Regions from separate parts of the Homo sapiens genome. Here region 1 is linked to region 2. Evidence: read pairs that join two places in POLR2A ChIA-PET (ENCODE). Cell type or tissue: A673. All regions are shown on one strand. Links, peaks and the distances in the headings refer to the core of each region. The heading gives the core; the rest is flanking DNA.

What was found. Peaks named below come from ENCODE experiments on the same cell type or tissue, not always from the same donor. Only the 100,000 strongest peaks of a DNase experiment are listed, where the experiment ranks them.
Region 1: POLR2A ChIA-PET joins it to region 2 with 23 read pairs; 2 of 35 experiments call an interaction of 5 or more read pairs at or near these places.

What each region holds. Positions count from the first base shown.
Region 1 is chr14:20,995,837-20,998,751 of GRCh38, forward strand. It overlaps METTL17 (methyltransferase like 17), which reads left to right. Exons shown (of 14, transcript NM_022734.3): 11 at 65-115; 12 at 373-456; 13 at 691-875; 14 at 949-1,199. The coding sequence ends at 1,054. It overlaps LOC101929718 (a long non-coding RNA gene), which reads right to left. Exons shown (of 4, transcript NR_110139.1): 2 at 1,844-1,978; 3 at 996-1,374; 4 at 1-494. Among named protein-coding and RNA genes, the nearest start is that of SLC39A2, 2.0 kb to the right of the region's middle. RefSeq lists an enhancer at 293-1,492. In A673, for the core only: no CTCF peak of the experiment used is centred there; no DNase peak of the experiment used is centred there.
Region 2 is chr14:21,259,764-21,262,678 of GRCh38, forward strand. The region is part of intron 2 of HNRNPC (heterogeneous nuclear ribonucleoprotein C); the gene reads right to left. Among named protein-coding and RNA genes, the nearest start is that of HNRNPC, 8.2 kb to the right of the region's middle. In A673, for the core only: no CTCF peak of the experiment used is centred there; no DNase peak of the experiment used is centred there; H3K27ac peaks cover 738 bases.

The sequences.
Region 1 (2,915 bases), core at 220-2,719, 260 kb before region 2:
GAGATTGAATTATGAAAATAGACCCTTGGCCCAGCTTTATTTCTTTTATTTCCTTTGATTTCAGGGAAAAGAGAAGTCACCTTTGGACCCTCGACCTGGTTTTGTCTTTGCCCCGGTGAGTATTACTTCTGCCTGTCCCACCACACGGATCTGAACTTAGGCGTGGCCGGGAAATGTAAGATGGTAAAGCTAAGCCACTCTCCACTACTTTGTGTTCCTATCCAGTTCCTACCTAATGATTCCCCTGGCTCTTCCTACCCACTGCTCCTGTCCTCCCTTCTCCCTGGCCCCTTTTGACTCTATTATTCTCAGTTTTTAAGTTTTGTGATTGATGGCTCTTTTGTCTTACCTCATTTTTTTATGTGTTCACAGTGTCCCCATGAACTCCCTTGTCCCCAGTTGACCAACCTGGCCTGTAGCTTCTCACAGGCGTACCATCCCATCCCCTTCAGCTGGGTAGGTACCTGGGGATATTGCAGCAGGAAGCAAACATCCTGGAAAAACAGGAAGAAAAAGAATCAGAGTTAGGAGGAGTTGGATAATTTGTAGAATAGCCTGGAGACTTTAGGGCCTACATGTATATGATTTATACATTGTAAAAAAGGACTGCAGGAATGGGGAAGAAGGGACTGTACAAACTTTTTTCCCATATCTTTTTCTTCTAAACAGTCTCTATGTTCCTTATCTTAGAACAAGAAACCAAAGGAAGAAAAGTTCTCTATGGTGATCCTTGCTCGGGGGTCTCCAGAGGAGGCTCATCGCTGGCCCCGTATCACTCAGCCTGTCCTTAAACGGCCTCGCCATGTGCATTGTCACTTGTGCTGTCCAGATGGGCACATGCAGCATGCTGTGCTCACAGCCCGCCGGCACGGCAGGTATGGGGGGTGTGACCAAAATCAGTGGGATGTGGCAGGAAGCTGCAGCCCACGCCAGCATCTGTTTCCACAGGGATTTGTATCGTTGTGCCCGTGTCAGCTCCTGGGGAGATCTTTTACCTGTGCTTACTCCGTCTGCGTTTCCTCCATCTACGGCTCAGGATCCCTCTGAGAGTTGATGAGGATGTGTAACAAGTATTTTCTTCTATCGTGCCTGCCAGGGCTGAAGCTGCCTGGTATCCAGGAGGGGAATGCTGGTATCCCCATATGTCTGTGTTTGTTTGAGATTTTTAATAATAAATAATAAATTTTTGAAGAATGGAAGTGGATTTTGTGATTCTTAAAAAGTGTAGAAGCTGGGCACGGTGGCATGTGTCTGCATTTCCAGCCACTCAGGAAGCTGAGGCAAGAGGATCACTTGAGCCCAGGTGTTAAGGCTACAGTGAACTTTGATTGTAACACTGCACTTCAGCATAGGTAACAGAGCAAGACGTCCTCCCTTAAAAAAAAAAAAAAAAAAAAAACATGTAAAAGGTATAGTTAATTATCCTGGCCTATCCTGTAATGAAGAGCTTCCTCAGATTTTTGGTGCCAGGCTTCCCACACAAATCTCAAGCTCGCCCTCTCCTATTGTGGCAGTTCAGAGCTCCATAAGCTCTTCGCTGTAATGATGAATGTGTAAGCTGATCATTAAAGCAGAAGTAGAAAAACCAGATTTCCATAAGCCCTTTGCTATAATGATGAATGTACAAGTTAAACATTAAAGCAGAAGCAAGAAAAATGGATAAGGAATCGGGGGAAACTGGTGCCTGAGTACGAAAGCCAGAATACAAAAAAAGCAAGCCCTTTAAAGCCCCACCTATACTTTCTCTACCTCAGATCTAGCTGAGTGATAAAAGCATTCCTGCACATACAACCCATCCCAGGACCAACTTAAGATTAAGAAACTTCTGTCTGCAAGTACTCACTCACTATGGTGGGATCAGCTGCAAAGCGAACTGTCCCATGCTCATGTTGATGGTTTTCTAGATACTGCCAACATGTTAGCTCTTTCTGGTGCCGATGAATTTCAAACGCGAACAGACACCCTTGATGTGGGTTTGCTAAGAAAATAGAAGAACAGGAAGAAAAGTTGCCAGGTTCAGACATCCCAGGGAAAAAGAAGCGTAAACAGCATTAGCAATCAGTGACTGATGATAATGCTGCAATAATGGGAATGGTTTTATTTCTAAATCAAATCGTTTATTGCTTTGTTTCTAAAAAACAAAAAAAAAACTTCTACCTGCAGACCCCTAGTTTAGATTAATTAGGAAACATTCCCGCAGGTAGTCATAGAGCTTGAATTGTATATAAAAGCTAAAGAAAAGCTTGTAACTTTGAGTTGGTCTGGTGTGCTACTCCGACCTCCCTGTAATCAGTTGCAGAAATAAACTCCCGTCTTTCCCAGTCTGTCTGTCTGCATCTCATTACCGGACCACAAGAACAAGCAGCAGGACCAGTAACACTGTAAGAATCATCCAGTAACACTGTAAGAATACTGCTTCTACCAGAGGCCAGGACTTCCCTAGGAAAATAATCTGGAGTAGCAAGGAAAGCTGCCTCCAGAGCTCTGAGAACTGGCTCAACAGGTCTCAGGGTTGTTATGTGGGCCACCTGAATAGGGGAATCAGCAGCTGCCTGGCCTCTTGTACTAACGCCTTCCCTTCTGTCTTTCCCAGGGTCCCTCAGCTACCCTAGAGTATGTATGGGAAATGCCCCAGACATTTCCATCAAGAGTGATTCCCATCAGAACTGAATCTTCTACCCCCACCTCTCTATATCCAGGTAGAATCCTCCCATTCACTCAGTTCATTTCTGTTTTCCCCTAAGCCTTGCTGTTTCAGGGCTAGAGCAGCTTCCTTTGTCTTAAACCTTAAATGTCTTTTTTTCCACAGTTCTTACCAGGAAACAGGCACAGTTAGAAGTTGTAACAGTATAAATGTTGTAATACCAGACATCTCAACTCATTCCTCTCAAAACTGATCCCAATCAAAAGAGAAA
Region 2 (2,915 bases), core at 220-2,719:
CCAATCTCATTTCCTCTACACCATTTCCATACTGTTATTAGAAAGACATTCCTAAAAATTAAAATCTTCCAGGAGTTTTTGAGACCAGCCTGGGAAACAAAATGAGACCTGTCTCCACCAAAAAAAAAAAAAAACAATAAAAAATAGTCAGGTGGGCCGGGCGCGGTGGCTCACGCCTGTAATCCCAGCACTTTGGGAGGCCGAGGCGGGCGGATCACGAGGTCAGGAGATCGAGACCATCCCGGCTAAAACGGTGAAACCCCGTCTCTACTAAACATACAAAAAAATTAGCCGGGCGTAGTGGCGGGCGCCTGTAGTCCCAGCTACTTGGGAGGCTGAGGCAGGAGAATGGCGTGAACCTGGGAGGCAGAGCTTGCAGTGAGCCGAGATCGTGCCACTGCACTCCAGCCTGGGCAACAGAACAAGACTCCATCTCAAAAAAAAAAAAAAAAAATTAGCCGGGCATAGTAGCAGGTGCCTGTAATCCCAGGTACTCGGGAGGCTGAGACAGAGAACTGCTTGAAACCAGGAGGCAGAGGTTGTGGTGAGCCAAGATCACACCACTGCACTCCAGTCTAGGTGACAGAGCGAGACTCCGTCTTATTTAAAAAAAAAAAAAAAAAAAAATCCCTTTATGTGATTAAGGTAGAAGGAATAAATTTATAAATTTAAAGTTATAAATAAAAATAATAAAAAAAGGATTCCCTGACCTCTCAGGGTTAGTTAGGTAACCATTTCTGCATGCTTTCTTTTTTTAAAAAGAGATGGGGTCTCGCTGGGTGCGGCAGCTCACACCTGTGATCCCAAAACTTCAGGAGGCTGAGGCGGGTGGATCACCTGAGGTCAGGAACTTGAGACCATCCTGGCCAACATGGCATCTCTACTGAACCCTGTCTCTACTAAAAATAGAAAAATTTAAGGCCAGGTGCAGTGGCTCATGCCTGTAATTCCAGCACTTTGGGAGGCCGAGGCGGGCAGACCATGAGATCAGGAGTTTGAGACCAGCCTGGCCAACATGGTGAAACCTCGTCACTACTAAAAATACAGAAATTAGCCGTGCATGGTGGTCCGTGCCTGTAGTCTCAGCTACTCGGGAGGCTGAGGCAGGAGAATCGCTTGAACCCGGGAGGTGGAGGTTGCAGTGACCCAAGATGGCACCACTGCACTCCAGCCTGGGAAACAGAGCGAGACTGTCTCAAAAAAAAAAAAAAAAAAAAAGATGGGGTCTCATTATGTTGCCCAGCCTGGAGTGCAGTGGATAATCACATCACACACTACAGTCTCTCAAATCCTGGGCCAAGGGACCCTCCTGCCTCAGCCTTCCAATTAGTTGTGACTACAGGCTTACAGGCAGGTACCAACGCCCCCAGCTTATTTTGGCATGCTTCTATAGGATATGTGTTTACCTCTCATCATATATGGACATTATTTCATTCATGTGTCTCCCTCACTAAGCTGCGAAGCCCTTAAACATAATAAACTATTTTTTATATCCCCAAACACAACATGTCCCATAAAAATAATAAATTTGTAGAATTAACAAGGAATAAATCAAACTGAACCTATAGTGAACAGCTTCCGTACACTGACAGCAGCAAAGAAGAAAAAATAGCTCTCATACAATAGAGAGCATCAATAAAACTTGCACTTATTTAAAAAATAAAGATTCCCATTCTTTTTCTAGATAACTTCCAGGAATCTTTTGCTTTTTCTCCCATTCTGTTTTGAGTGTACCTCTGGTGTTCACTTTAACTAGATTTCACTTTTCATCCGAGTATGGTATAAGGGGGCAAGTTTGTGATTTACCCTAGTACAACAGTACCGAATATGCCTTCAAAAAATTATTCCAGGTTAGGTGCAGTGGCTCATGCCTGTAATGTCAACACTTTGGGGGTGTCAAGGCAGGAGGATCGCTTGAGCCCAGGAGTTCAAGACCAGCCTAGACAACATAGCGAGACCCTGTCTCTACAAAAAATAGAAATATTTTAAAATAAAATCTAATTATCTCCCAGCTTGAAACCTATCAGAGCAACTCTAAAATGGTTATCAAAACATTTTGCTGCAGTGAGTAAAATACTACGGGTTGCTCAACTTCTCTTTGGCTATCCACATCTTTACTAATCTCTACACCATTCCTGTGAATAACACAGAATACACTCCTTCTTAACATCAGAACACATTAGAGTTCCTAATCTAGCATTAGAACTCTATGAATTCACATTAGAATTCCCAAAATCTAGCTGGGTCTTGAGTCACCACTGTAAAAGGGGTCAGCCTTAGACAGTTCCTAATTTGGATGTAGAGGTTAAACAGATTTCCCTGCTTTGTGAGGTCAAAAAGCCTACCTTTTTTCAAATTTTTAAAAGCCCTCCAGTGAGACAGCATTTTAATATTATGTTGTATCTCCTATGGTTTGACTCTTGTGAAATATTAATGAGATAAAAAGTCTAAATAGAATATAATCCAAAAATGTCACAAACCCAAGGAATATGTTAAATGACAGAAAATGTTTACTGATTTGTAACAATCTAAAAAAAGGGACTCCCCAATATGTTTTCTTGTTGCTAATCATTAAAACAAGCCACTTTCATTTTAAACTTCAGCTGCTCTTTCCAAGTATCCAAAATGTTCTAATCAGCCCAAGTTAATTAGCAACTCATATTATTCCATTAGTTTACAAATAACTGAGGTGGTCCCCCTTGGGAAACACCTCAAGATGCACACACAAAAGTTTCAAACACTTCCAGATGCTATGACCTATACACATCAGCTAAACTGTTAAACGGGTTTATTTCCTAGTCTTTGTAATGAATCCAAGTGGACCTCACACCTCTTACCATCACCCAGGAAGGGTGTGCATCTGTTCCGAAGGCCCCCCTGGCTCCAGGTCATCCTGGCTGCTGCTGCTCCAGGCT